2 separate regions of the Homo sapiens genome follow, and region 2 is linked to region 1. Evidence: chromatin loops called from intact Hi-C (ENCODE). Cell type or tissue: GM12878. All regions are shown on one strand. Links, peaks and the distances in the headings refer to the core of each region. The heading gives the core; the rest is flanking DNA.

What was found. Hi-C counts contacts between places; a loop is a spot of excess contacts. Peaks named below come from ENCODE experiments on the same cell type or tissue, not always from the same donor. Only the 100,000 strongest peaks of a DNase experiment are listed, where the experiment ranks them.
Region 2: a loop joins it to region 1, with 2.6 times the contacts of the local background. A loop is called at or near these places in 3 of 110 quality-filtered maps.

What each region holds. Positions count from the first base shown.
Region 1 is chr5:156,913,381-156,929,168 of GRCh38, reverse strand. It overlaps TIMD4 (T cell immunoglobulin and mucin domain containing 4), which reads left to right. Exons shown (of 9, transcript NM_138379.3): 6 at 2,857-2,906; 7 at 6,953-7,070; 8 at 8,666-8,705; 9 at 9,628-9,877. The coding sequence ends at 9,712. It also overlaps the pseudogene APOOP1. Among named protein-coding and RNA genes, the nearest start is that of TIMD4, 42 kb to the left of the region's middle. RefSeq lists enhancers at 6,417-6,696, 8,266-8,375, 14,416-15,361, 15,362-15,788. In GM12878, for the core only: no CTCF peak of the experiment used is centred there; DNase peaks (open chromatin) are centred at 6,518 and 8,498; H3K4me3 peaks cover 3,846 bases; H3K27ac peaks cover 5,284 bases.
Region 2 is chr5:157,103,471-157,119,258 of GRCh38, reverse strand. HAVCR2 (hepatitis A virus cellular receptor 2) reads left to right here and starts at 10,215. Exons shown (of 7, transcript NM_032782.5): 1 at 10,215-10,333; 2 at 12,297-12,632; 3 at 14,510-14,593. The coding sequence starts at 10,276. RefSeq lists an enhancer at 10,279-10,428. In GM12878, for the core only: no CTCF peak of the experiment used is centred there; DNase peaks (open chromatin) are centred at 9,288, 9,998 and 11,898; H3K4me3 peaks cover 1,695 bases; H3K27ac peaks cover 2,554 bases.

The sequences.
Region 1 (15,788 bases), core at 4,566-12,565:
TACTTTTCACAAGGAAGAAAAATCACAGTCAACTTGTTCTCAGTGTTGCCATTCTGTGTATGACACTGTAGCCCTTGGAGTGCTTCCCATTTGGGCTTTTAGCATCTTCAGAAGAAGAAGAAGAAGAAAGAAAAAAGTGCTGTTTGGTATCACGCAGCAGCATTTGTGTTTGCAAAATGTCTCTCCCATTGGACGATTCCAATTTAAAATACAGATTAGCTCTGACAAAACTGACCCAGGCTGGCTTTTCTGTTTGATAGTTTCAATTTCAGGCTTATTCATCACAAATGATTGTAATACAACAGGATTTTGACAGAACAAGGGTAGGAGTTTTGAATTCTTACCTGCAATTTTCAGCTCTAGGGGATAATTGCAGAGAGAAAAACAACAATAACTTAGTTCTAGGATATGAAAACATGCTGAATTTCCCCTTTGTTCCTAGTGACATTTAACAAGTCACTTTCCTGATGAACAAATCAGCTCTCTGATACCAAATTATGAGCCTTACAAAATCTACCACATTTATCCTTTTGCCTTAAGTACAAAGGAAGCTCTGGGGAAACAATGATCAATTTCATTAATTATTAGCTTAGGTATTTATTATATCCAGGACCTCTCCCTGTGTGTTTTATTTAAGTTCTGTTTCTATTTTAAGACTTTATTGTACATATGACTTTACATCCCTCCTGGATGTTTTCTTCCTTGCCCCGGCTTCTGATACTGCTCTTACTTTCTGATCTCTCTGACCATTTCTTCTCTTTTTTTTTCTCTCCTCCACCTCCTCTGCCTACTGTTTAATGCTGATGTTTTCCAGGATCCCTGCTCTTCTCTCTGAACATGCAGCCCATGGATTTCTTTCTGTCTTTTTTTTTTAGATGGAGTCTCTCTCTGTTGCCAGGCTGAAGTGCAGTGGGGCAATCTCGGCTCACTGCAATCTCCCCATCCTGGGTTCAAGCGATTCTCCTGCTTCAGCCTCCCCAATAGCTGGGACTACAGGCGCACACCACCATGCCAGCTAATTTTTGTATGTTGTATTTTAGTTTCAGCATATTGGCCAGGATGGTCTTGATCTCTTGACCTCTTGATCTGCCCACCTCGGCCTCCCAAAGTGCTGGGATTACAGGCATGAGCCACTGTGCCCGGGCCAGATTTCTTATATACTCTGAGGGGGTCAACTGCTCCCTGGATACTGATGACTCCCAAATCAGTATTTCCAACTGCACCCTTTTTTTCCTGAGTTTGATTTAGATTCAAATGCATCAACTGCTTGTTAGGGGAATTGTGCTTGCATGTGCCCCACGGTCACTCAGTGACTGTAAATGTGAACTCATCACTTTTCTCCCCTAGACTTACCCTTCTCCACTCCTTCCCCTGTTCTCAGTCTTAGTGGACAGCTCAGGCCATGGCCAGGTGTCTCAAGTAGGAACTGGTGAGGTATCAAAGACTTTTCTCTCTTTCTTACCCCCACATTCAATGTCCATATCCTGTTGTTCTGCCTTCTAAGCATTTCTGAAATCTCTCTCTCTCTTTGGTTTTACTAGCTCTGAATTTCAGACCTGGAATTAGATGACAACTCTCTTCTTGGCTCTTCCCTTATCCTCCTAACTGGACCATATCATGCTTAAACATTTCTGTGGTTTTCCATTGCCTACAGAATCCAATGGAGACTTACCATCAGGAAACAAAGGCCTTCCCTGATTGGCTCTTGCTCACCTGTCTCATCTCTTGCAGCTACCACCCCTCATTTCACCTCTTCATGGCCACTTGCCATCTGACATGGGCACCATGCTCTTTCTTGTTTCCACAGCTTTGCTGATGCTGTTCTGTCCACCTGAAACACCGTTGCCACCATTCCTTGCCTGGCTAATTCTTACACGACCTTAACTCAGAAGTGTTATTCAACAAACATTTATTGAGCACCAAGTATATGTGAGGTGGTATCACAGTCTCAGTAGTGAACAAGCAGACAGGGACTCTGTCCTCATGACACTTTATTCTAATAAAACTTTCAATGAACTACAAAGTTGAGCTGAATGCTTCTCCCTCTACCTGCCCTTCCAGCAGCCTGTGTGCTCCATCACTACCTTTGGCCTGTTAGGCTGAAATCATCTTTCGGTCTCTCTTCTCTAATGGACTGTAAATTTCTTGAGGGTAGGGGCCATGCCGCAGTCTCACAGTATTCTTAGTGCCTGGAACAGTGCTTAGCATTTGGTAGATTCTCAGTATGGTTCCCTTGTAACTCAACTATAGATTATGAATACATGACTCCACCTCTCAGCATAAACTCCCATTCTCAAGGAAGTTTTCTTTGACCCTCCAGAACAAGCCTGGCATCCTCATGATATGTCCCTTATACTGTATTTTTCCCAGAATTGTGTACTTGTAACTAATTATGTTTTCAACTATTTACATTACATTTTTACATTTCATTTTCTGCACTAAGTTGTAAATTCTATGAGGTCCAAGGTATAGCTATCACACTGCATGGCCTATAATAGGTGCTCAGTAAATATTTATTAACTAGAAAACTGACAAATTTTCTTGCCGGATAAAAATCCTGAATGAATTGCTGAAGCCTACAGAAAAATTAGAGCCAATTGCCTACTGGCCCAATGCCTGACTCTACTCATCTGTAAAATGGTGATGTTCCCAGGGATAACGTTGTATAGCAGATAAAATTTACATTAAAACCATATCAAAACAAATATGCATAAATAGATTATACAAAAAACACGGGATTAAATAATTAAACACATCAGCTGCAGTTCCAGATGGACTCTTAATTACCTATTTCAGGATGTGATATTTTATTCCCCAACCAGACATATAACCATTTTCTTCTCTTTTCCTTCCCAGCATCTGATACAGCAGTTCCTGAGCAGAACAAAACAACAAAAACAGGACAGGTAAAAAATCTGTGAAGTATTTGCAGTATATCACTTAAATAGTAAAAATCCACAGTAGTGGCCAGGCACGGTGGCTCATGCCTATAATCCCAGCACTTTGGGAGGCCAAGGTGGGCAGATCACTTGATGCCAGAAATTTGAGATCACCCTGGCCAACACGGCAAAACCCCATCTCTATCAAAAATGCAAAAATTAGCCAGGTGTGGTGGCACATGCCTGTAGTCCCAGCTACCCAGAAGGCTGAGGCATGAGAATTGCTTGAACCCAGGAGGCAGAGGTTGCAGTGAGCCAAGATGGCGCTATTGCACTCCAGCCTGGTGGCAGAGTGAGACTGTGTCTCTTAAAACAAAACAAAACAAAAAACAAACAAACAAAAAATCCGCAGAGGTTTGCAGAGATGGACTAGGAAAAGCAGGATATTGCTGTCGCAAAATTCATTGCAACAATTATGAAACAGCCCAATAATTTATAGACTTGTACTCTTGGCAGAAATAACCTTGATTGTTACATCTGTATGTGCCAATACTTTGAAAAGCAAAAAGAAAAAAATATAAAAAACATGCAAGATCATTGTGTGTTCCGTCTGCGTGACCCAGAGTTCATGACATACTGCAGAATCAACACCTGCCATCAATATTTCTCTTGTTTTCTGAGGGTGCTATTTTTATTATTACAAAAGTGATTCAAGCCATTTTAAGTGAAAGCTTCAGGCAGTACAGAAGTCTGTAAAGGATAAGTAAAGTTTCCCCATCCCCTCTTTCTTCTTCCCCATCTCTCTCTCAGACACTGTCTGTTGTCCTGTCCTGGTTGCTGTGCCCACTGTCTCTGGGATTCTGTGTGTTACAGAATGGAACAGGAAGAGAGGGAGAGAGCATATCTTGGTCAATGGAGATGGCATAGCCCCAGCAAGATGCCCCAATGCCTGCCTGCAGAGCAGCAGTTCTCAATTTTTTTTGAGACAAAGTCTCACTCTTGCCCAGGCTGGAGTGCAGTGGTGCAATCTTGACTCACCGCAACCTCTGCCTCCTGGGTTCAAGCGATTCTCCTGCCTCAGCCTCCTGAGTAGCTGGGATTACAGGCACATGCCACCATGCCTGGCTGATTTTTTATATTTTTAACAGAGATGTGGTTTCATTATGTTGGCCAGGCTGGTCTTCAGTTCCTAGCCTCAAGTGGTCCACCCATCTTGGCCTCCCAAAGTGCCAGGATTACAGGCGTGAGCCAACATGCCTGGCCTATATTCTCTCTCTCTCTCTCTTTTTCTTTTTTTAACTTGGATTTTAATCATGTATGTAAATAGCAACATGAGTACAGGGAGTTCTAAGCCTTGTGCCTTATCTCTAAGTGAAAGGATTTCAGATTTGTTTGCTTGTAGGATGGCATCACCCAAGATAACAGAGACCTAGTATAGTTTTTCCTGAAGAAGAAAGCCAGTTTAATATATTCAATACTGACTTCTCTGCTATTTTTCTGTAAAAATAATGATTGACCATTTGAAGTTTCTGTTGCTTACCTGTAACTGATTAAAATGTGTAGAGCATGAAATTTTCTATTTATTTTCAGATGAATTCCTCACATTTCCTGGCTTTAGAAAGTTCTCCTTCCAAAAATCTTCCACGACTATGTATCCTCATAAACCCTGGTCATATAATATCTCCTTTCTGACCTGCACAAACTCGATGGCTTGCTGTGGATAATGGATAGAGGCTGCTAATCCTATGAAACTGGGTAGAAATGCCTGCTTCTTTATTTTTGAACCTCTAGCCAAAACAAGTCCAACAAGGCCAGCAAAACCAATAACACCCAGTCCTGGAAAAAATCCAGCAGGTGCATTTTGGAGATATTCATAGCTGTCTCACCCCCATTGAACCAAACTTTACATCTTTGGCTTCATTTAGGAGTACCTTTCCTGACACCAACTTTTATATAGCTCTTGATAATGTCAAAGCTGAGAGATGCTTTCCTAAGCTGGGTCCTTGACTCATCTGCATGTTTAGATTAGCCCTCGAGAACTTAGTAGAGTAAAACTCATAAACCTTCATGGGATTTTGGGGAGGGAAGTCCTTTTTTGGTGCTGCATAGACTTTGAAGGTGAGTAGGCTCAGGCTGGTCAGCCCCATGGACCTCTAAACCACCTTGAACATGTTACTGGCAGTGGGGACTTTCACAAGGTCTTTTTAAACGTTTGAAACTCAGTTTCTAGCCTGGGCAACAGGGCGAGACCCCTGTCTCTACAAAAATAAAAATTAAAAAAAAAATAGCCGAGTGTGGTATCATGTACCTATAATCCTGGCTACTTTGGGAGGCTGGGGTGGGAGGATCACTTGAGTCCAGGAGGTTGAGGCTGCAGTGAGCCTTGTTTGTGCCACTGCACTACAACGTAGGCAACAGAGAGAGACCCTGTCTCAAACAAAATAACAGCCTGGGTCTTGTGGCACACTCCTGTAATCCCACTTTGGGAAGCCGAGGCAGGAGGATTGCTTGAGCCCAGGAGTTCAAGACCAGCCTGGGCAAAATAGTGAGACTCTGTCTCTACACAAAATTAAAAAAAAAAAAAATAGCCAGGCATCGTGATGCATGCCTGTAGTCCCAGCTACTCAGGAGGCTGAGGTGGGAGGATTGCTTGAACCCGGGAATTCAAGGTTGCAGTGAGCTGTAATCATTGCCACTGCACTCCAGCCTGGGCAAGAGCAAGACCTTGTCTCTACAAAAGAAAAAAAAAATCAGTTTCTTAAAACTGAGACTTGGTTTTTGATTCTCTAGACTGCTCAGCAGAAAAAACTGAGACATTTTTACAATTAAAAAATTTTTTTAGGCCGGGTGCAGTGGCTCATGCCTATAATCCCAGCACTTTGGGAGGCTGAGGTGGGCAGATCACTTGAGGTCAGGAGTTCGAGACCAGCCTAGCCAACATGGTGGAAACCCATCTGTACTAAAAACAAAAAAATTAGCCGGGCTTGGATATGCATGCCTGTAACCCCAGCTACGTGGGAGGTTGAGGCAGGAGAATTGCTTGAACTCGGGAGGCAGAGGTTGCAGTTAGCTGAGATTGCACCACTGCACTCCAGCCTGGCTGACAGAGTGAGACTCTGTGTCAAAAAAAAAAAAAAAAAAAAAAATTTAATCCCAGCAATGGCAGGAGCTTGAGCCCAGCCTGGGCAACATAGCGAGACACCATCTCATTTTTTAAAATTAAAAAAAAAAAGTTTAAACTTTTCTTTTAGGTTCAGGGGTACATGTGCAAGTTTGTTATACAGGTATCTGTATTTAAAACATTTAAAAAAATCAATTTATTTAAAAATAACAACAAACTCACTTTGTGCTAACATAACATGTTTTATGGCAACTAACTAACTCTATTTTGAAAAAATATTAGTGAGAAAAATGAATGAAAAAATTACTGAGAAATATGGCATTGTTTTACATTTTTTGCAAATCTCATTAATATCTGGCTTAATAGGAGACAGAGGGATTCTCATCTCTGTTTCCACATTCTGTGTAAGTGACAGCAATGACATCACACATCACATAGCCTCTGGGAAAGTATACTGTATATCTCATGAGAGAATGATAGTGAAAATGGCAAAAAATGTCTCATGAAAATCATTTTGATCTCATGGGCCCCCCATCTAGACTTTGAGAACCACTGCTGTAGAAAATGTGAAATTAAGTTTCATTTTCTCTTTCATCCTGTTTTCTCTAGAAGCCTAAGTCAGCCATGAAAAGAGTAGCACAGGGCTAGGGAGAGCTCAAAGGATTTGAGCAGCGGCTAGGAAAGAGATTTGACCATGGAGAACACAGCTCACAACAGTTATTTTTTATCCTCAGACCCCTGAGCCCCACAGCTCCTTATGCCTGATGTCTAACACTTCGGAAAATTTTGGGATATGGGTCACGTGTTTTGGGTTTTCAGAGATTTTTGACAAAAGGTGGTGAAATGTAGTGAAACTGCTGGTGGTTGTAAGGTGCTATTGGGCTGGGATGTCATCTTGTGAGGGTGGCATCTAGCAGTGACTGGGTCCATCTCCTTGCCTGTGTCCCATCAGATGGATGGAATACCCATGTCAATGAAGAATGAAATGCCCATCTCCCAACTACTGATGATCATCGCCCCCTCCTTGGGATTTGTGCTCTTCGCATTGTTTGTGGCGTTTCTCCTGAGAGGTAAGGAGGGAGGGCCAGGTGATGGAGCACTTCAGAACCCTGGCGACTGCAGGAGGATCTGGAGTTGTCTCCACTTCCTTCCCCTTTATCCCTCCCCAAAGAGGCTCAGTTCTGCCATTGTTCCCATCCCAGCCAGGGAAGTAACAGGTAAGTTCATTCTCCCCAAGCTGCTAATGACTCTGTGTATTAACCTCCTGGTAGAGTTTACGTTTTGGAAAAGGAAAAAAAGCAGAAGAGCACCTTCATTTATTGGACATTTCTGTGCCAGTCCTGATGGTATACTCTTGATGTGCCTAATTCATTTTATCCCTATTACTGCCTTAAGAGGAAAGTACTATTTCCTACTTTGTTCACTTTCTCTGTTCTTTGGTTGGGAAAACCCTAGCTTGTCTCTTCTTTTGGCTAGGATTGTTGCAGGACGAAGACCATGAACAATCCTGGTTTTCTTCTTCTTTTTTTTTTTTTTTTTTTTTTTTTTTTTTGAGAGAGTCTCATTCTGTTGTCCAGGCTGGAGTGCAGTGGCGTGATCTCAGCTTACTGCACCTCCGCCTCCTGGGTTCAAGTGATTCTCCTGCCTCAGCCTCCTGAGTAGCTGAGACTACAGGTTCACGCCATCACACGGGACTAATTTTTGTATGTTTAGTAGGAGGGGGTTTCACCATGTGGGCTAGGTTGGACTCAAACTCCTGACCTCAGGTGATCCACCCACTTTAGCCTCCCAAAGCTCTGGGATTACAGGCATGAGCCACCATGCCTGGCGTGATCCTGGTTTTCTTATATGTTCCCTAAAAGCAAGCTTTCTTAACCTGGAGGCCACAGATGGACTTCAAGGGTAATGTGAATCCTTTGAAATCACATGCAAAAGTGTTTATGTGTTCATGCCTGCATTTTTCAGGGGACAAGGTCTGTAGTTTTCATTAAGTTAGCAAGCTGCTCCATGACCTTGCACCTCCATCCCACCCCTGCCCCCCGCCCCCAAAAGTTTTAAAATGCTACAAAAACAGCCATGAAACAGCTTATGGTTTTCAGGCAAATTATAGGCACGTGGCACCTGGTACTGTTGTAAAATGGGGATAAATTGTTCTGTACTCATTAACAAAAGCTGTTTCAGGGCAGTATGTCAGGAGATGAGACTAGTAACCATCTCAGCTGATTTGAATAATAATGAAACTTGTATATTTCAACACCTGCCCCAGGTGCAAAAGCAAATTTAAAATTTACTGGAATCCTGCTGTTAGCCTTCATACAAAGGCATGATTACAGTTTTGGAAAATTCTGAGTATGTCTCGTAAAGAAGTGTTTTGAAACCCAAGTGAGTGCTTGAATTCTGGATAGGCAGATGACTCAGAATGAAATAGCTTAACACCATTGCCCAGAATGTTGGAACAACTTGGTAATTGATGAGCACTAACTGTGGTTAAAATAGCAAGTGTTTGACCTGGGAAAGGGAATGGCTTTTTCTGCCAAAGCCAGCCACTGGTTCTCACCTTTGGCCCATATCTGCTCTTTGCGGGGCAGCACTGGAATTCCCCCAGCATTTTGCATGTTCTATGCACCGCAGCCACTCTGCTCACACTGTGGCCTTGTCTTTTCAGGGAAACTCATGGAAACCTATTGTTCGCAGAAACACACAAGGTAATCTATCTTGCATGAATGGGTGTTGTAATGATTGTACAAGCTGTTACAAATGATTAGCTACTACTCAGTGGTTTAATGACTTGAGCTTGTGTTACGATTACACATAGAGTTGGAAAGATGTGACATTAGAAGTGAAAAAGTTGTGCAGATTTAGCTCACATTAACCTGTGTCTTGGTTAACACTCTGAGCAAAATGCCAGTACCAAGGCAGGTGGGATTAATAGAAGTATAGCACGCAAAAGAAAGAAGGTGATATGGCACTTTACTCTGAAATTTTTTGTTCACCTATGGGTAAGTTAGTTTAAGAGGCCATTGTTAAACTGGAGTTTATTGAGGAGCGTTGGCAATATGGAAAATGAAAAAAGCATGTAGAATATTATTCCTGGGAGTTGGTTCCTCTGCCCAGTTAGACCATGGAAGCAGCTTGTTTTGGGGCCTTTTTAAAAATAGTATTTGAAGATTCTCTAGTAAGGGATTTTAGCTATTTGCCCTATTCTATAGCTTTTGGAAAAGAAATTTTTAAAAAAGGCATAAATTATTAATGAAGTCCTTGCCTAATTAATTGCATTCACTAATTAGTTGCATTAATACCACAATATGTATTAGCAAGAAGGAAAATTGACACCCAGCGAGGTGACCTTTCAAGGTCACACTTAGAGACCTTTTGGTAAATAAACGTATTGAAATCATGATTTTATATTTTGCTAAGAATCTTTTTTATCTCATTATAATGGATTGGCAGAAACTCTTTTTCCCCTGCAGCCTCAGTTTTCCCATCTGTAAAATGTGGAGCTTAGACTAAATGAACTGTGAGCCCTTTGAACTTTAAGGGTAATTGCACTGTAACTTAGCAGCATCTGTTTTGTTTTGTTTTCTAGTCTTGTGTTTCCCATTATGAGCCCCTCTTTTCTGTTTACAGGCTAGACTACATTGGAGATAGTAAAAATGTCCTCAATGACGTGCAGCATGGAAGGGAAGACGAAGACGGCCTTTTTACCCTCTAACAACGCAGTAGCATGTTAGATTGAGGATGGGGGCATGACACTCCAGTGTCAAAATAAGTCTTAGTAGATTTCCTTGTTTCATAAAAAAGACTCACTTATTCCATGGATGTCATTGATCCAGGCTTGCTTTAGTTTCATGAATGAAGGGTACTTTAGAGACCACAACTTCTCTGTCCATGCTCTAATCATCTCTGTAGAATCACCGCTAAGTGATCTTTCACAGTACACTTGAACACTTTCAGTGACAGTGAACTCCTTACCACACGCAAGGGAGTCCATTCAATCTCAGAGCAGTTCTGAGATTAAGAAATATTTATAGCAAAATCTGTCTCCGGATGACATCTGCCCATAGGTCATAGTTGAGCTCCTTATGCCTATCAGAACATCTCCTTTATTAACTGCCGGATCAGTGTTGTGTGAACTAACAGGACAAAAAATCTATAGGCTCCATCAGTCAATAAGACTGATTTTTTTTTTTCTCTCTTAAAGGTAATGTCAAGAGAGTAGAAATCCAAAAGATGGTTACCTTTGGAGAAACATGTGCTTATTCCATTAATGTTGCTATTGCTCTAAGCATGCTGGGAAGTACTGGAGAGCTGTTAACTCTTCAGGTATTAGAAGGAGAATCTCATGTTTCTCCAAATTTCCTTGCTTCTGGGATACAATTTCTGGTTCTTTTGTTACCCTAATTGCCTTCATCTCGTATGGATTCGTATCTCTCCTTTTATGCCCAGCTTTCAGAGTTCATTGTCTCACTGCAGGTATGATATGAGCAGCACAGAGCCTATGGTTCATTAACAATGCAGGAAATGACATGGAATCACACCGTAACTGTGACTCACTTCTTTATTTTCTTTCTTGAGACGGAGTCTTGCTCTGTTGCCCAGGCTGGAGTGCAATGGACAATCTCTGCTCACTGCAACCTCCGCCTCCCGGGTTCAAGCGATTCTCCTGCCTAAGCCTCCTGATTGAGCAGCTGGGCTTACAGGTGCATGCCACCATGACCACCAATTTTTGTATTTTTAGTAGAGATGGGGTTTCACTGTATTGGCCAGGTGGGTCTCTAGCTCCTGACCTCAGGTAATCTGCCTGCCTCAGCCTCCCCGAGTGCTGGGATTACAGGCTTGGGCCACTGCACTTGGCCAACATTGACTCACTTCTAAAACTCCTAAATTTTCTATTATTTTCTTTTCACATTTGAGTGTCTTTAGAGGTGACCATAGTGTCACATCCTAGTTCTTGCTTGGGGAATTTAATTTTGGAAACAGGGAAGAGTCCGTGGGAGTAAAATGTGGTGAATGACAGGAATATTCAACCAGGGGCAGTGCGTGGATGTGAAAGCAAGGCAATCCAAATAAGTTTCTCTAAATATAATCTTGGAAATGTGCTCCTCAGCAACAACAGGTTTATTTTAAAACTTTAATAACTGCTAACACGAGGAGCCATGGGAGAGAGATTAAAGCAAACAGTTGTTGAATGAATGTATAAAAAACATGTGTGCCTGAGTGAGAGGGGCTTCTGGCTGGGTAGAAATGTGGAAAGTAAACCAGATCTGAAAGACATTTCTGTGAAGGACTTCCCAGCATGTTTACAGCAATAGCAACATTAATGGAATAAGTACGTGGTTCTCTAAATGTAGCCATCTTTGGATTTCAACTCTCTTGACATTACATTTAAGAGAGAAAAAAGTCAGTCTAATTACTTGACTGGTGAAGCCTATAGATTTTTTTGTCCTATTAGTTCACACAACACTGATCCAACAGTTAGTAAAAATCCCCCTCACCTGGGTACTTGGAAAAACTGGCCCAAGGCAGCCTGACTTCTGACTTGTTCAGTTGCAGTTGGGCAGAATGATTGGCACCAATGATGAAAACAATTAGCAGCAGATTGGCAGCTGTTTCTTTTCTTTTTCTCTTCTCTTTTCTTTTCTCGTCTTTTCGAGACGGAGTTTTGCTGTTGTTGCCCAGGCTGGAGTGCAATTGCATGATCTTGGCTAACTGCAACCTCTGCCTGGTGGGTTCAAACGATTCTCCTGCCTCAGCCTCCCAAGCAGCTGGGATTACAGGCGCCCGCCACCACACCTGGCTAATTTTTTATATTTTTAGTAGAGATGGGTTTTGCCATGTTGGCCAGACTGGTCTCGAGCTCCTGACCTTAGGTGATCTGCCTGCCTTGGCCTCCCAAAGTTCTGGGATTACAGGCGTGAGCCACTGTGCCTGGCCCTTTTTTTAAAAAAAAAATTTTTTTTTTTTTTTGGTCAACTTGGCTTTGATGTCAGCTTAAGATACTTAAAGTGACTTTGTCTAGTGTGCTAAACTCAAACATTTATTTAGAAACGTTGGGGAAGTGGGTCTAGAGCCAGGTTCAGGGCCTGAATTTCCCCATCTAGAAAATGGAGTGGGGCCAGATGGCTTTGTGTATGTAGTCAGGTTATAGTATCTTGTGAGGTAATGATACACCCAACCCTAACTTAGCTCATGCTCCCTATCCACCTTCCAAAACCACCGCCATTATCAATGTCACTACCAGCTTGGGTCTGACTAGAAAAAGAAGACGACAGACACTTCCTAAACAGAACATTTAAACTCAATGAATATTACTTTTCTGTTTTGCAAAGGGGTATTTTCAATCGATTCCCAAATGTATTTCTGAAACTCCTTGTACCGACTAAGAAACACTAACATGAGCAATCATAGTATTTTAGAGCTCGTAATGGCCTCCAGGAGCCTCTGTCCTAGTAGTTCTCAATGTTAGCTGAATAATCAACTGGGGAGCTTTTTAAATGCCAATTCCTGAGTCCTACCCTTTAAGAGATTCTTTCTGTAATTGGTCCAGGGTATGACTTGGGCATCTGAATTTTTGAAAAATGTCCCAAAGTGGTTCTAATATGGAACCAAGTTCTGAAAAATGCTGGTCTAGCCCGGTGGCTCTCAAACTATGCACTTCAGACCAGCAGCCTCCGTGTCACTGGTACTTGATAGAAATGCAGATTCATGTCCTTCACCCCATACCTCCAGAATCAGAAACTCTGGGGGTAGAGTCTAGCAAACTGTGTTTTAACAGACCCTCCAGATGATTCTGATGTGCGTTAGAGTTTGAGAAATGTTGCACTGTAGTAATTCCTAACAGATAAAGTGTTCAAGAAAACAATCTCCCTTTACCAGGGCTGTGTGGTGGTGGGCTTGGCCAGACAGAGGGTCAGGAGCTTCCAGTACCAGGGGCAAAGGTCCTGCTGCTTCATCTCCTTTAAGCTGATAGCACTTTCTGGCTGGATTCCTGCAGTATCTTCCTAATTATAATCTCTGACTTTACTCCTTTTCCTGTCTGTTCTCCATGCTGTGGCAGAGATACCCTCTTTCAATACAGGTATGGGTCTCCTGTCTCCTGTCTTCCAGCCCTTTTCATCCTTGGCCCCTAGACCTACCTAGAAGCAGCACACTTAGCTCTGCCTGGGGCAGAGGTGGCAAACTCTGATGAATTTAGAGGCCAGGCAGCTGATACAGTTGAGGGAGTCAAAGGGAGATGACATGGCCCATGATAAATCGGAGTGTATGTCCACTTAAGGGCATTAAAATTTAAAATTAGTTAAAATGATTTCCTGGGCAAGCAAAACATGGCTGTGGGCTAAAACAAGGTAGCCAGTTTGAGACTGGGGATAAAGGGTGGATTTTAGTAAAAGATGAATTAAAATAAATATATAATTCTTATACTGAGACTCCTTGATCAGAGGAGGCTGTGGATGTAGTTGCTCCTCTCATTCCCTCTTTGTGTAATCAGGATGAATTGTTAGCATCTATAAATAACTTTTTGGTATCTATTGTATGTGGGGCCCAGGAGAGAGAATTGCTTCTTTTAAGGAGCTTCACTTCTGAATGAGACAAAACACACATGGGAAATGCAATAGAATAGGCCGGGTGCAGTGGCTCACACCTGTAATCCCAGCACTTTGGGAGGCCGAGGTGGCACATCACTTGAGGCCAGGAGTTTGAGACCAGCCTGGCCAACATGGCGAAACCCTGTCTCTACCCAAAATACAAAAATTAGCTAAGCTTGGTGGCAGGTGCCTGTAATTCCAGCTACTCGGGAGGCTGAGGCAGGAAAATCGGTTGAACCTGGGAGGAGGAGGTTGCAGTGAGCCGAGATCGCACCATTGCACTCCAGCCTGGGAAACGGATTAAGACTGTGTCTGTCTCAAAAAACAAACAAACAAACAAAAAGGTAATGCAATCGAATGGAATCAATGTTGTTTTTCCATTTCCATAAGGAAGGAATGTGATGCAGTATGTGCTTCTTACAGCTAATGATTATATGGTGGATCCACAATCAAACCTCACAATTTAAAGCAGGAGTTTCCAATCTTTTGGCTTCCCTGGGCCACACTGGAAGTAAAGGAATTATCTTGGGCCACACATAAAATACGCGAACACTAATTATAACTAATAAGCTAAAAAAATCGCAAAAAAAATCTCATAATGTTTAAGAAAGTTTACCAATTTGTATTGGGCCACATTCAAAGCCATCCTGGGCCGCATGCAAGCTCAATTTAAAGCAACCTAATTCCTCACCATGGCCTTTCTAGGCTAAACACAGGAGATACTATCAATTTGTAATGAGCACCTATTATATTCTGGGTACTCTATTAACTGTTTCAAGGCAATTATCTCATTGACTCCTGACAGCAGCTCAATAAAGCGGGTATATTATTTTGGCTTTGGAGCTAAGAAAACAGAAGCACAGGCAGGTGAAGGAACTTGCTCAAGGTCACGTCGTCCAATCTCCTGTAGCAGAGCCAGGTTTTGAACCAGGCTTGAAGGACTCCACACTCTAACCACTACCCTGTACTTCACAGTGAGGGCTCCAATTCCAGACTTCATGCATATGGCTCTGTAACACTGACCTGCATTGGACTCAAATGGATTTCAGTGTCCTCTGATCCACAGCAACCTGAGTATATCAATGGCTTTCCAGTTACAACCCCATTATAGCTCAATCTTCCCTTGTCCCCATATTATTTACTCAGAATCTGATTTGCATTTGCAGAGGAAGCTGTAAAGGGAGAACCTGGCAGGAAACTTAATGAAGCCAGGTGGGACACATTTAAATGGGAATGTGTTGAACTAACTCATGAAGAGCTAAAGCCAGCTGTCAGCAGGCTTAATGAAAGGTTAACAGGAATCCAGCAATGGGTGGCTGGGGAGACTCTTTGTCTCTCTAAAGAAAACAGGAAGTTGAGAAGTGGGCTCCCTGGGTGGAGGTGAGAGCAGAAGGAGGAAGCCACTCAAAACCGAAAGACTGGGTCTGGAAATAGAGCTTCATTTAGATTTGTAAATATGTTACAGCCTTAAAAAAAAAAAGCACTGTGAGTTCTCAGCTCTCTGAGCATCAAAGGACAGTGAAGGGAAGTGTTCCCGAATAAGATGAATGCTAATGCTATCCAGAGGGAGTTTGGGGAGCACTGGAAATGGCTGCTCGCAAAACAGAAGGTGGATTTGCTGCTTGTGCTGAAAAGGTGCTATTGTGCGGTTATATGCATTATCCATACTGTATGTGAAATAATGGGGTGGGAGCACAGCAAAGACTCGCACACATCTGTCAGTTTCACTCCCATTTTCAGCCAAGGAAACTGAGGCTCAGAAAGGGGGCATGAGTTGCCCAGGTCCCACAGTTAACCAGTGCTAGAGCAAAGCACTAAACTGTGTTTTCTAGACTTGTCTCTGTGGCTAAGATTCTGGAGTTTTCACAGAATCTGCCCTGTTATTGCCCTTCTGGAGTCATGTAATTAAGTTCTTGTTGGTGTGGCCATGCAATTCAGCGTTCCTTTTCCGTAAGCCATCTATCTTAGCACACCCCTGGCTTTATAGTGGGCTGCTGCCCCCAGGAAGAGGAATCAGAATGCAAAAAGCGCACAGCTTGGCTGCTCTGCTGCTCTCCTAGCAGCACCATAACTATGGTGACCAACTTGTCTCAATTTGCTCTGGGCTTTCTTGGTTTTAAAACTCAAAGTCCCACATGCCAGGAACCCCTCAGTCCTGGGCAAACTGGTGTAATCACCCAATAGGTTCTTCCTGTGCCATCT
Region 2 (15,788 bases), core at 5,575-13,574, 190 kb before region 1:
AAAAAGAAAGAAAAAAAAGAAAACACAGTGTAAAGTGAAAAGCCCAGTGTGGGAGAAAATATTTGCAATGGATTTAAACAGAAGATAACTAGTACCAGAATATATAAATTATTTGCATAATAAGAAAAATATAGAAACTCGATGGGAAAATGGGCAAAAGAGTTGAATAAGCATTTGTCCAAAAAAGTCCAAATAGTTCCTAATCAAAATAAAGGATCCTGACTGGGCACGGTGGCTCATGCCTGTAATCCCAGCACTTTGGGAGGCCAAGGTGAGTGGATCACCTGAGGTCAGAAGTTCGAGACCAGGCTAGCCAACATGGCGAAACCCTGTCTCTACTAAAAATACAAAAATTGGCCAGGTGTAGTGGTGGGTGCCTATAGTCTCAGCTACTTGGGAGGCTGAGGCAGGAGAATCGCTTGAACCCAGGAGGCAGAGGTTGCAATAAGCCAAGATTACACCACTGTACTCCAACCTGGGTGACAAAGCAAGACTCTGTCTCAAAAAGAAAAAAAAAATGGCCAGACACAGTGGCTCACACCTGTAATCCCAGCACTTTGGGAGGCCGAGGTGGGTGGATCACCTGAGGTCAGGAGTTCGAGACCTACCTGTCCAGCATGGTGAAACCACGTCTCTAGTAAAAATATAAAAACCAGCTGGATGTGGTGGCACACCCCTGTAATCCCAGCTACTTGGGAGGCTGAGGCAAGAGAATTGCTTGAATCTGGGAGGTGGAGGTTGCAGTGAGCCGAGATAGTGCCACTGCACTCCAGCCTAGACAGAAGAGTAAGACTCTGTTTCAAAAAACAAAAAATGAAAAAAGTTAAAAAAATAAAAATAAGAAACAAAAGATTCTTAACTTATTAATAACTATGAAGATTCAAATTAAAACCACAGTGAGATGTTATTATACCTTTACCAATTTGGCAACAAACAAACAAAAAGACAAAAAAGCCAACTTTGATAATACCAAGCGTTGCTGAGAATGTAGGATAAAGAAATTGCTGTATACTGCTGCTGGGAGTCTTAGAAACTAATTAGGCATTCTCTAGTAAGGTTCAAGATGTTTATACCTTCTGACACAGTAATTCTGCTCTAGAAATGTAGTCCAGAGAAGCTTCTCTATTTGTGTACCAGGATTCATCTATGAGAATGTGCAGAATGGCATTGTTTATGATAACTAAACAAAAGATAAAGTAGAATGAACGTGGCCGGGTGTGGTGGCTCATGCCTGTAATCCCAGCACTTTGGAAGGCCGAGGTGGGCAGATCACCTGAGGTCAAGAGTTTGATACCAACTGGCCAACATGGTGAAACCCTATCTCTACCAAAAATACAAAAATTAGCTTGTCGTGGTAGCACACACCTGTAATCCCAGCTACTCGGGAGGCTAAGGCAGGAGAATCGCTTGAACCTGGGAGGTAGAGGTAGTACTGAGGTGAGACTTAGCCACTGCACTGCAGCCTGGGAGACAGAGCGCAAGATTCTGTCTCTAAATAAATAAATAAATAAATTAGAATGAACAAAGAATATGAGGTATATTCATTCCCAGAAAAACTGTTTAGTAAAAATACATAAACAACCTACAGGGATACAAACAGCATGAATGGATTTCACAAATATGCTATTGACTTAAATAAAACACAAAAGACTACAGACTATATGATTTTATTCACATAATGTTCAAACCCAAGGAAAACTATACATATAATTTTGGGATACACACATAGCTGGTAAAGCTATAAAAAAGACTATAATTGCAAAATTCAGGGTGATTTCCTGTAGGAGAGAGGGAAGATTTTTATAAATAATTTTTTTTTTTTTGTAGAGATGAGATCTCACTCTGTTGTCCAGGTCTTGAACTCCTGGCCTCAAGCAGTCCTCCCACTTGGCTTCCCAAAGTGCTGAGATTACAGGTGTGAGCCATTGCACCCAGCTACTTTGTTTTGGAGAGACAGTCTTGCCCTGTTGCCTAGGCTGGCCTTGAACTCCTGGCTTCAAGCAATCCTCCTACCTCAGCCTCCCAGGCATGAGCCACTGTGCCAAGCTGGGAAGATTTTGTGATCAGGAAGAAGTACATGGTCTTGGCATGGGGAATAGAAGAGACTTATGGAGACTAGCAGTGTTTTTTTTTTTTTTTTTGGAGTCCTAGTTACTTGAGTTTTTGCTTCAAAGTATTTATAAACTATAAATTTATGTTTATATAACGTCCTATATTCTGTTATATTTCCATTAAACAGTAGTTTGACCTTAAAGCCATATTGTGACATCATTACATATCCATTGTTTTGGAAAAAATGAAATAGCCTGATGGTACTGATATTGGCAGCAGCATAGAACATCAAAAGAGTTCTCACTGTCGGTGAGAATGTGAGCTTTTGAAAGCTGCTCAACATTCCCCTGTAAGGTGGATGCCTTTGAGAAGAGAAAAATGAGAATGTGGGTCAGAGACAATGCGGGGGAAATAGTAAAGTGAAAAAAAAAAACAAAAACAAAAACAAGCAAAGGACCTCAAGGGACTGACGATGAGTACGTCCATGTATTGAAGACTATGATAAGCTTAACTATCTGAACCCGGGGTAAAAGGCTAATAACCAGCAAACAGAAAGATAAGGGCGATGCCACACTGGAAACCATGCTCAGAATGAGAGACCACTCATGCTGCTCCCCCACCAGTGGGGCCTCTGTAGGAGGTTGTGGGACCTTCACTTTCAAGATGAGACTGCAGATAAGATTTCCCACAGTAACTCACATAGCTCAGCTGAATTTTTTGGGTGAGGAACCCCTTTTCATTCTTTTCATTTTCATCATTGGGAGCCTAGCTGAGCTATTAAGGGTGTAGTATTTCTATACCCCTCTCCATTTCCTCTACTCGAAAGACATTTAGTTACTCAGGCAGGAGCAGCATCAATTTCCCTTAGAAGTTACTTAATGGATAAGGCTGGGTGCGGTGGCTCACACCTGTAATCCCAGCACTTTGGGAGGCTGAGGTGGGAGGATTGCTTGAATCCTGGAGCTCAAGATCAGCTTGGGCAACAAAGTGAGACCCCTTCTGTACAAAAATAAAAATAACAAACAGGGTGTGGTAGCTCATGCCTGTGGTCCCAGCTGCTCAGGAGGCTGAATAGGGAAGATAAGTATTTATCTTGCTCCATGACACTGCCAGTATTACTACCATCAGACTTTTTAATTTTTTATAAAACAATGGATATGTAGATGTCACATTATGGCTTTAAGGTTAAACTATTGTTTAATGGAAAAATATAACAGAATAAAGAACATTACATAGCATAAATTTATAGTTTGTAAGTACTTATAAACTGTAAGTATTGAGCTTAAGCCCAGGAGTTTGAGGCTACAGTAAGTAATGCTTGCACTACTGCACTTCAGCATGGGTGACAGAGAGAGACTCTGTCACTAAAATAATTTTTAAAAAATTACTTGCTGGATAAATGTTGTGATAGCTCAGAATGCTGACTTGTCCTTCCTGGGCCACTGTATTCTATATTGGAAGGGGCTTTAAGCTGGCCTTGCACTCACTTGAGTGTGACCTCAAGCTTAATCTCTCTGGCATCCATTCATGGTTACTAAATAAAAAACTCTCTATAAACACAGGAGCTCTTTATCATCTCTTCAGGGTTGTGAAGAGCATGTCCTTGTAACTTAAAAAACGCTGCATTAGTAAAATGTCATTTTTAGGTAAGAAAAAAACCATATATACTTGGAGGAGAAAGTTTCTTTCCCCATCTCCTGCCTCTTCCCTTTTTGTGTAAGGGGTCTCTAGTGGATGTTTGTTTTTGTTGTCCAACTTCTGTCTCTCCTCCTGAAATGCACTGCAGTTTTTATTTAGGGGAATCACTCTTCTCTCATTTCAGAACATGAAGTGTGGGGAGGTGACCCAGGCCTAAGCCTATTAATGCTTTTTGACCCTTTGGGGACAGTGATTTTTCAGGAATGAGTCTGTGACTCAGACCCAGACTTGGGCCTTTGAAAGAGTATAAATCCCTTAACCAATAGGGGAGTGATTCACACAGATGTGTGCTCTGTGGGTGCAAGAGAGGGGCACTGTGTAGAATCTGAGAAAAGAGACAGCCCTGGAGGCAACTGAATGTTAACATCAGTCAGAAACTAGGTTCTTGGTGACCTCTCTGAGAGCCACTGAATCAAGCCTTGCCTGAACCTGGATTTTTCCATAATGTCAGTTAATAAATTCACTTTATAGTTGAAGCCAGCTTGAGTTGGGTTTTCTCTCATTGGCAGCATAATAATGTATGGAGTCTTTGGTAAGAGAGTTTTGTTGGCATATGGGTGCATCAAAATCAATATAAGAACACGCCATAGTCATGCTGTGAGAGGTAGTCAATAGCAAAGGGGAAATTTATTTATCTTTGTAAACACGTTATTCTGAAGACCCTGAAAAACCTGAAGTTTCTTCCAGGTATGCCCAGGATCTTGGTGGTCTGACGTAGCCCTCTTAGTGCTGGGACCTGGTGAGGAGGGCAAAAGTGTTGAAAGTTAACTTAAGCTGGGCCCAGTAGCTCACACCTATAATCCCAGCACTTTGGGAGGCTGAGATGGGCAGATCACTTGAACCCAGGAGTTCAAGACCAGCCTGGGCAACACAGTGAGATTCCCATCTCTACAAAAAAAAAAAAAAAAAGAATCTGAAAGAAGACTCATTAAGTTGAAAGTGGCTATTTCATGGTACTGAGATTATGACAACATTTGTTTTATTTATTTATTTTTTAATTCGTATTTTTCAAAATTTTCTGCAGTGAATATGATTTATATAATTTTTTAAAAAGGTTTTTAAAGTACTGTACAAACACACAAGGTGACAGTACCCTTCATGGGAACTCACGTGGCTAGTTACAATCTGGAAGTCAGAACATCTGGCTCACAATTGCTTAATTTAACCTCTTACCCTTAATATTCAACCTGTTTCTTCCTTTGCAAAATTTTGAACTAATCTCAGTTAGGTCTATGTAACCTGAGATGTGATTTAACCAAGTTAATTATCAACTCAATTTAAGTACATATAGGGTCCCCACCTTAAGTGGTCATTGTGGTTACTCCCCAGTATCTACTCCACTGCACTTCCCAATTGTGTAGGGAAGATTCTAGTTGGACTGAGATTTTCCGGATGCTGCCATCTAAATAACCCATATTATCCTGTCTCCTGATCTGGCTCTAACTTCCATTTTATGAACTTTTGCATAATTAGAGTTACACTCTATGCACACTGTGCCTGGCCCAGTGAGTTCATCTAATGGAGTCTATGTAGCTGTAATAAAAAAATGAGGACATTCGGCCAGGCGCGGTGGCTCACGCCTGTAATCCCAGCACTTTGGGAGGCCAAGGCGGGCGGATCATGAGGTCAGAAGATCGAGACCATCCTGGCTAACACGATGAAACCCAGTCTCTACTAAAAATACAAAAAACTAGCCGGGCGTGGTGGCAGGCACCTGTAGTCCCAGCTACTCGGGAGGCTGAGGCTGGAGAATGGCATGAATCTGGGAGGCAGAGCTTGCAGTGAGCCGAGATCGCGCCATTGCACTCCAGCCTGGGGACAGAGCGAAAAAATAAAAAAGAATGAGGACATTCTACATGAGCTGAAACAAAAGATTTTAGGCTGGGCGCGGTTGCTCATGCCTGTAATCCCAGAACTTTGGGAGGCCGAGGTAGTTGGATCACTTAAGGTCAGGAGTTCGAGACCAGCCTGGTCAACATGGTGAAACCTTGTCCCTACTAAAAATACAAAAAATTTGCTGGGCATGGTGGCTCGTGTTTGTAATCCCAGCTACTCAGGAGGCTGAGGCAGGAGAACTGCTTGAGGCAGAGTTTACAGTGAACCGAGTTTGCACCATTGTGCTCTGACCTGGGTGATGGAGCAAGACTTCGTCTCAAAAAAAAAAAAAAAAAATTTAAATACATTTAAAAAAGAAGGTTGCATGCTGTGGAGCAACCAGACAATTGTGATGAAATGTGAAGCACAAGGCACCAGCTGTGACGTGTTTTTGCCAAGAAGTCAAACCACGTTCCAACTAAACCTCTAGAGCAAACTTTCATTTTCAGCAAATTCGAAGAAAAGAGGAATAATGTAAATGACCCCACAGGGAAACAGACAAACCCTGAATGTGGAGCATTTCACAGGACAAAACCTGGTTTGTATAACTGGTTTGTATAACCAATGGCAAGGGGGTGGAGGGCAGACTGTCTTCGATTAAAAGAGACTTGAGGGACATAGCAAACAAATGCAATGCTGGGACTTGTTTGGATCTGGATTTAAACAAACTGATTGAAAAAAGACATTTTTGAGATAATCAGGGAGATTTGGCTATAGACTGAAGTACTAGGTGCTTCTAAGGCATCATTAAATTTGTTATGTGCGATAATGATATTATGATTATATTAGCAGAATGTCCATTTTTGTTTGTTGGTTGGTTTGTTTTGAGACGAAATTTTGCGCTTGTTGTCCAGGCTGGAATGCAGTGGCACAATCTCGGCTCACTGCAACCTCTGCCTCCCTGGTTCAAGCGATTCTCCTGCCTCAGCCTCCCAAGTAGCTGCGATTACAGGCACCCACCACCATGCCTGGCTAATTTTTTGTATTTTTAGTAGAGATGGGGTTTTCACCGTGTTAGCCAGGCTGGTCTCGATCTTCTGACCTCAGGTGATCCACCTGCCTCGGCCTCCCAAAGTGCTGGGATTACAGCCGTGAGTCACCACACCCGGCTTCAGAATGCCCATTTTTTAAAAAGGAAGATTGCACACTAAAGTACGTAAAAGTGAAATAGCACGATGTCTGGGATTCGTTTAAAAATATTTCAGCAGACTCGGCATGGTGGCTCACACCTGTAATCCCAGCACTTTGGGAGGCTGAGGCAGGAGGATCCCTTGAGCCCAGGAGTTTGAGACCAGCCTGGGTAACCTAGTGAGACCCTTGTCTCTAAAAATAAATTAAAACAAATTTAAAAAAAAATAAAGGGCCAGGTGCGGCGGCTCCTGCCTGTAATCAGCAATTTGGAATGCTGGGACGGGCAGATCACCTGAGGTCAGGAATTTGAGACCAGCCTGGCCAACATGGTAAAACCCTGTCTCTACTAAAAATACAAAAATTAACCGGGCATGGTGACAGGTGCCTATAATCCCAGCTACTTGGGAGGCTGAGGGGAGGCAGAGGTTGCAGTAAGCCGAGATAGCACCATTGCACTCCAGCCTGAGAGACAAGAGTGAAACTCCATCTCAAAAAATAAATAAATAAATAAATAAAAATAAAATAAATAAAATAAATAAAATTTTAAAAATAAATATTTCAGCAAATAACAATAGGAAAATGCAAGTTTCAAAAAAGGTATATGGTATTTTGTCTAAGAAAAGAGAGTATGAGAATATATATTTTATTTTCTTGGGTTTGCATTGGGAGTATACACAAGAAACTTATGAAAATGAAAACCTGGTCGGGTGCAGTGGCTCAAGCCTGTAATCCCAGCACTTTGGGAGGCTGAAGTGGGCAGATTGCAAGGTCAGGAGTTCGAGATCAGCCTGACCAACATGGTGAAAACCCATCTCTACTAAAAATACAAAAATTAGCTGGGCACGGTGGCAGGTGCCTATAATCTCAGCTACTCAGGAGGCTGAGGCAGGAGAATCGCTTGAACTTGGGAGTCGCAGGTTGCAGTGAGCTGAGATCGTGACGCTGCACTCCAGCCTGGGTGACAGGGCGAGACTCTATGTCAAAAAAAAAAAAAAAAGAAAACCTATAGCATAGGTGGGAGAAATGGGGGTAAACATGGAAGGATGGGATCATGGGATCAAGGCTTCTTGAGCTTTTTATATTCCTTTTACTTTTTAACTATTTGAATGTATTATCTAAAGTTTTTAAGAAAATAAACAGGAAATAAAAGTTAAGTGAACATGAAAATGTTCAGAACCAGCTCCCTACACACACAAGAGAGTTAAAGGAGATCTCTAGACCCCTTCATATCTAGACTTTAATGAACTAATAAATTGTTAATGTTTTATAAAGCTGGTCTCAGTAGCAATTCTAGAAATGAGCAGAAAACAAAGTGGTAAAAACAAAACATCGCTGGGCACGGTGGCTCATGCCTGTAATCCCAGCATTTTGAGAGGCCGAGGCAGGTAGATCACCTGAGGTCAGAAGTTCGAGACCAGCCTGACCAATATGGTGAAACCCTGTCTCTACTAAAAATACAAAAATTAGCCGGGCATGGTGGTGTGCGCTCTTAGTCCCAGCTACTTGGGAGGCTGAGACAGGAGAATTGCTTGAACACAGGAGGCGGAGTTTGCAGTGAGCCGAGATCGCGCCACTGCACTCCAGCCTGGGCGACAGAGCAAGACTCTGTCTCAAAACAAAAACAAAAACAAAACAAAACAAAACACAGAAACTGAGGGCTGATGCTTTTAAGAGCCTTGACCAAGTTCATGCTGCTAATAAAAATAACCCCAGACCCCATATTTAATCTATTCTACCTTATGCTTGAATATGGTCATTTGCTGGTTATTAGTTATGTGGGAAGACAAACATTAAATTAATAAAACATAATTTATAGTGGAAAAAATCTGTCACTTAGGGGGCTTATGCTCTCATTCTAAATCACCAATCATGTGCCTTTCGGCAAATCAATTTTCTGAAGTCTCAGATTCCTTGTCTATAAAATGAGAAATTGGCCGGGCGCGGTGGCTATGCCTGTAAACCCAGCACTTTGGGAGGCCGAGGCGGGTGGATCGCCTGAGGTCGGGAGTTCAAGAACAGCCTGACCAACATGGAGAAACCCCGTCTCTACTAAAAATACAAAATTATCCGGGGTGGTGGCACATGCCTGTAATCCCAGCTACTCAGGAGGCTGAGGCAGGAGAATCACTTGAACCCGGGAGGCAGAGGTTGCAGTGAGCCGAGATCATGCCATTGCACTCCAGCCTGGACAAAAAGAGCGAAACTCCATCTCAAAAAAATAAATAAATAAATAAAAATAAAATAAAATAAAATGAGAAATTGATTATGATCTCTTGAGTAACTGCCACTCTGCAATGCTATGGGAAGTACACACATTGAACAAGTTGCATATTTATATTAAATGCCATTTGTTTATATTGAACAAATTTGGTATTTATACCCAATGCATTTAATGGCATAAATGTGAATGACAAAGAAACTCAGGAAGGCAAGACATAGAGGAAGGCCACTGGCTTTTCAGAAACCACTCAGCCTGTGAGCTCACTTCCCTTTTATAAAAAAAAGCTTTTGCTTTTAAGGTGTCCAGATAAAGGTCACACTCCCAGAGCTGAGGCTACGTGAGTCTAAGCTGTTACCTCAGTTATGGGAGTGTGGCTGGAACTCAACACTTTCTGATCATTCATGGCCAAAGCCTCTTGGGGTAGGGGAGAGGGGGCACCTTGTATGCATGAGATGAAACAGGATACCAAGATCCCCTTAATTCTACTCAGAGTAGAGGAAAGGAACTGTTGCCAAAAGGAACATGTTTTTTCTAAATTGAAGAGTTGGAAGTTTGAAGGTCAAAGTCAGAATATTAGAACAGAGAGCCATGCATGTATTATCTAATACAATTTTCTCATTTTATAAATTATATAAATGAGGAAACTGAGACTCAGCAAGGTTATAGGATACAACCTAATCTGTGTTAGAAGAAGGATGAGAGTGAGGCTTATGCTGGGAGTTGCTATGGTCTGTAAATGTGAGGATAAGGAACATGCCATTCACTGTTGTGTTCCACTTCCTAGTCCAGTGCCTGGTGCAAAGTAGGGGCTTCATAAACTTTGGTCACAGGCCTGATGAAGGGACTGATTTGAGTGAATGAATCCATGGATGATGCATCTGTACTTTGTGTTCCCCGCTAGTCAGATGGACTCGGACATGCTCCATTTCAGGTGTATCTCATCTGAGACATTATTAGAGGGTTCTCTTTATGTGCCATGACTGAGTAGCGTTTTCTTCCACTGAAGTATTGCTTCCTCTTTGTTGATATCACAGGACAGACATCAGAACACTTACAGGATGTGTGTAGTGTGGCATGACAGAGAACTTTGGTTTCCTTTAATGTGACTGTAGACCTGGCAGTGTTACTATAAGAATCACTGGCAATCAGACACCCGGGTGTGCTGAGCTAGCACTCAGTGGGGGCGGCTACTGCTCATGTGATTGTGGAGTAGACAGTTGGAAGAAGTACCCAGTCCATTTGGAGAGTTAAAACTGTGCCTAACAGAGGTGTCCTCTGACTTTTCTTCTGCAAGCTCCATGTTTTCACATCTTCCCTTTGACTGTGTCCTGCTGCTGCTGCTGCTACTACTTACAAGTAAGTCTCGGCATGGATATTTACAATGACATAATGGTGCTGTACAGAGGACAAGGGAGAGATACAAGGATGGCCATTGTAATGTTGTTTGTAATAGCAAAAGCTTGGAAGCAACCTAAATGTCCGTCGATGAGGGAGTGGGTAAATAAATGTGATATAATCATGATACAAACAGTGAGTCTGACAAAACATACTGGTATAGAATGTCTCAAAATTATAATGTTATTAAAGAAAAAAAGTTGCAGAATAATGCATATATTAGGCTTCTATTTGTGTGTGTGCATTGTCGGGGAGCAGGAATATGTGGACATTTCTTAATGTATAAGCTCTAGGAAAAGGAACCAGGGAATGGTAAAGAGTTGGGAGAGTAAGGCATATTTTTCTTTTCTTTTCTTTCCTTTTTTTCTTTTTCTTTTCTTTCTTTTTCTTTTTTTCAATTGAGATGGAGTCTCACTCTATTGCCCAGGCTGGAGTGCAGTGGTGGCACCATTTTGGCTCACTGCAATCTCCGCCTCCCAGGTTCAAGTGATTCTCCTGCCTTAGGCACCGGAGTAGCTGGGATCACAGGCGTGCACCACCACACCCAGCTAATGTTTTTAATTTTTAGTAGAGACAGGGTTTTACCATGTTGGTCAGGCTGGTCTCAAACTCATGGCCTCAAGTAATCTGCCCATCTCAGCCTCCCAAAGTGCTGGGATTACAGGCGTGACCCACCGTGTGCCCGGCCACTTTTTCATACACCTTTGATAGTGTTTGAATGTTTTTACTGTAGTTGAGTCATATGAAAACAAAGGGGACATAAAAAATCAAAAGAAAATATATAATGAATGTTTTATCATATATAAAATATATATAGTTTTTTTTTAATGGAATTAACTTTGTCATTTGAGGAAAATGAGGAGACAAGTCTCAATCATTTTAGGAGATTTGTTTGCCAAAGTTAAGGAGGCACCTGAGAGACAGGTCTATGACTTTCTCAGAAGATGATTTTGAGGGCTCCAGATTTAAAGGGGACAAGGTGGGATATTGAGAAGCACTCAGTTTTCACATAAAAAAGGGGGGGGGGCAGAGGAAAAATATGGGGAATCTGCATTTTACATTAGATAACACAGACAAAATGGGGTAGGGAAACAATCAGATAACGCATTTGTGTCTGGCCAGGGTGACCGCACCGGTAAAGATGAGCTATCAATCTGCATTGCACAGCTGACCAGGAATTTCCTTGTGGGCAAAATATGGGGGAGGTATGCAGCCTTTCATCCTGTAGCCATCTTATTCAGGAATCAAAAAGAGGAGGCAGGTTTCTGTGACCCAGTTCCCAGCTTGACTTTTCCCTTTGACTGAATGAGTTTGGGGTCCCAAAATTTAATTTCTTTTCACAACTTTAAACCTTAAAACAACTCCATGAGTAGTTTCAAATACACAAGATCCTTATTTAACCAAGGGTTTGTATTTACTGTGCACTTGCTGCTTAAAAAGAGAAGTATGTTAGGAGAGCCTCCCTTTGTTGATGAACAAGCAAGTAGCCCAGATGGGCGGGCCGTTTCCTGGCTGACCATGACTAATTTTCTGATTGTCTGTTTCCATCAGCCCTGTTCTCCCGTGTTCACAGAATTGGGCCACAATTCTCTCCTAGGGCAGTGTTTCTGAAAGTGAGGTTCTGAGACCAGCCACTTCAGCAACACTTGAGAACTTGTTAGAAATAAAAGTTCTCAGGCTCTACCACAGGCCAACTGAGTCAGGAACTCTAGCAGTTGAGCCCAGCAATCTGTGTTTTCGCAAGGCTTCCCAGTGATTCTGATGGCCTTCACATCTGAGAAGCATTGTCACAGCGAATCATCCTCCAAACAGGACTGCAGCAGTAGCTTCCTCTTTATTCTGTAAGACATGGCTTGCAGTTTTCCTGAAATGGAGTAACCTCACTCACCGCTTGAGTCTTGGCTCTCCTTCTCTCTCTATGCAGGGTCCTCAGAAGTGGAATACAGAGCGGAGGTCGGTCAGAATGCCTATCTGCCCTGCTTCTACACCCCAGCCGCCCCAGGGAACCTCGTGCCCGTCTGCTGGGGCAAAGGAGCCTGTCCTGTGTTTGAATGTGGCAACGTGGTGCTCAGGACTGATGAAAGGGATGTGAATTATTGGACATCCAGATACTGGCTAAATGGGGATTTCCGCAAAGGAGATGTGTCCCTGACCATAGAGAATGTGACTCTAGCAGACAGTGGGATCTACTGCTGCCGGATCCAAATCCCAGGCATAATGAATGATGAAAAATTTAACCTGAAGTTGGTCATCAAACCAGGTGAGTGGACATTTGCATGCCATCTTTATGAATAAGATTTATCTGTGGATCATATTAAAGGTACTGATTGTTCTCATCTCTGACTTCCCTAATTATAGCCCTGGAGGAGGGCCACTAAGACCTAAAGTTTAACAGGCCCCATTGGTGATGCTCAGTGATATTTAACACCTTCTCTCTGTTTTAAAACTCATGGGTGTGCCTGGGCGTGGTGGCTCACACCTCTAATCCCAGCACTTTGGGAGGCTGAGGCCGGTGGATCATGAGGTCAGGAATTCGAGACCAGCCTGGCCAACATAGTAAAACCTTGTCTCCACTAAAAATACAAAAAATTAGCCAGGCATGGTTACGGGAGCCTGTAATTCTAGCTACTTGGGGGGCTGAAGCAGGAGAATCACTTGAACCTGGGAGTCGGAGGTTGTGGTAAGCCAAGATCTCGCCATTGTACTCCAGCCTGGCTGACAAGGGTGAAACTCTGTCTCAAAAAAAAAAAAAGAAAAGAAAAGAAAAGCCAAAACTCATGGGTGGAATGTATAGATGGGATGAAAGGCCTAGATCAGTGGTTAGAGACCCTGACTCTCATTAGAATCACATAGAGAGTTTTTAAACAACTATAGATGCCAGGTACAGTGGCTCATGCCTATAATCCCAATACTTTGAGAGGCTGAAGCAGGAGGATCACTTGAGGTCAGGAGTTTGAGACCAGCCTGGCTGATATACTGTGGCTACCCCTATCTCTTAAAAAGCAGAAGAAAAAACCCCACTACCAAAAACCAGAGAAATCAGCATCTCTGGAGGTAGATGCTAAGCATTAGCTTTTTACAGAGTCTACCTCAGGTGATTTTACCCCAGGTGCAGCCAGCATGGTGAACTGCTGGGTTATGCATGTATGCTGGGAGGTGAACAGACTTAAGATTTCTATAACATGTACTTTGTGCCCAGATAGAGCTGAGTTTACATCTAACTCTGCCTCTTACTAGCTATATAATCCTGAGCAAGTTATTGAAACGCTGTGAGCTCCTCTTCTATAAAATATGACAATAATACCGATCATGTGGGCCATTAGAAGGATTTTATGTGATAATATTTTATTAAAAGCCTTTATAGGTTGGGCATCCCAAATCTGAAAATCTAAAACCTAAAATGCACCAAAATCTGAAATGCTCTAAAATCCAAAACTTTTTGGACACTGACATGACATTCAAAGGAAAAGCTCATTGGAACATAAGTATAGGCAGATACTAAAAAATAAAAAAATAAAAACATGGCTGGGCGTGGTGGCTCATGCCTATAATCCCAGCACTTTGGGAGGCTGAGGTGGGTGGATCACCTGAGGTCGGGAGTTCGAGACCAGTCTGACCAACATGGAGAAACCCTGTCTCTACTAAAAATACAAAATTAGCCAGGTGTGGTTGCACATGCCTGTAGTCCCAGCTACTCAGGAGTCTGAGGCAGGAGAATTGCTTGAACCCAGGAGGCGGAGGTTGCAGTGAGCCGAGATTATGCCATTGCACTCCAGCCTGGGCAACAAGAGCAAAACTCCGTTTCAAAAAAAAAAAAAAAATTCAAAATCTAAAACATTTCTGATCTCAAGCATTTCAGATAAGGAGTCTTCAACCTGTAATTATGGCCATTTGTGTGGCTGTTAGTTCCGCTATTAATAATCAGAATGTAACAATGATGACTGCATCTTACCTTTGTCAAACATTTGAAGTGTGTGATACACTCTCAACGTAGGTATCCAGGCAGGTTTGGAAGCTGAGGGTGTATTTCTCTTTCTTAATTGTCTTTCGCATTTTTTTCTTGCTGCCCCTTTGATTCCCTGAAATAAGCTTTCTGCTCTCAGATAATTTTCATCCTTATGTTGTTTCTGACATTAGCCAAGGTCACCCCTGCACCGACTCGGCAGAGAGACTTCACTGCAGCCTTTCCAAGGATGCTTACCACCAGGGGACATGGCCCAGGTAACTATGCATGGGGCAGAGGAGGGAATCTTTAGCTGGCTCTGAATTCAGAGGATTTTGAATGTGGGAAAAAAAGATGAGAAAACAGTGTGAGAGTGGAGGCATGGATATCTCCGTGCACCTGAAATAGTGTTTGAAAAGAGGGAAGTGGTGGAGACACACCTGTGCTGGGAAAAAGATGGTCTGGCTTAGGATTATTTTACTTAAATTTTAACTGGAAAAAAGTTAATAAACTTTATAGTCTTTAATTTTACTTAAATATTAACTAAATTGAATGAAATGCTCATTACTTTGTCCACATTTTCTGACTGACCCTGGACTGGTGATGTTTGGTCATGAACTGGTGTCAGTCTGTGTTTGGGAACTGACACATTGGATTAGGTGATTTCTAGGATGCCTTCTAGCTAGAATAAAGCCCATCACCTTCCCTGGATTCCAGCCACAGAAAGAATAGTTAAATTCTTCATGTAATTCAGCAAGGACGTACTCAGGGTGCTCCAGAAGAGAACACTGGGCATAAAGCAGAAGTCAAGTCACATTGATCATGAAGGTTAATTTTAAGGTATTTCTTGTCAGTGTCCTGGTCTCTTCTAAACTCTCTGGAGCTCCATTTTTTTTTTCTTCTGTAAAATGAGGTTAATAGGTGAGTCCCACCTCATAATGTCATAAATCTCATAAATCACACCTTATGGGCTTTAAATAAGAAAATGTCTAAAACGTTTATCCCAATGTCTGACCACAATTTGTACATGTTAGCTGTTGTCGTTAATATTATAAGATCAGGAGGCACAGTGAGATTGTGGTTAAAGTACTTCAGTGACAGGTGGAATGGGTTCTAATTTCAGCTGTTCTTGATAGCTCTGTGACCTCAGTCAAGTTGCTCAAATTCTCTGAAGCTCAGTTTGCTCATCTCTACAATGAGGATAATTCCAGTGCCCATGTCATGAGGTGGTTGTAATGTATAAACATGATAATGTATGTAAAATGCTCAGCATAGTACCTGGCCCATAAAAAGCACTCAACTGTTTATTATTACTATAGTTACTGGTTTTAGCTCTCCAAAGTTTCAGTCTTTGGTTAGTCTTTAGTGATTGGTAGCCAACATCTTTTATGCAATTAGAGAGGAAACTAAATATGGTGGGGACAGAAAATAATAAAGTTATACCAGATACTTATTGTATGCCATTGTTATATT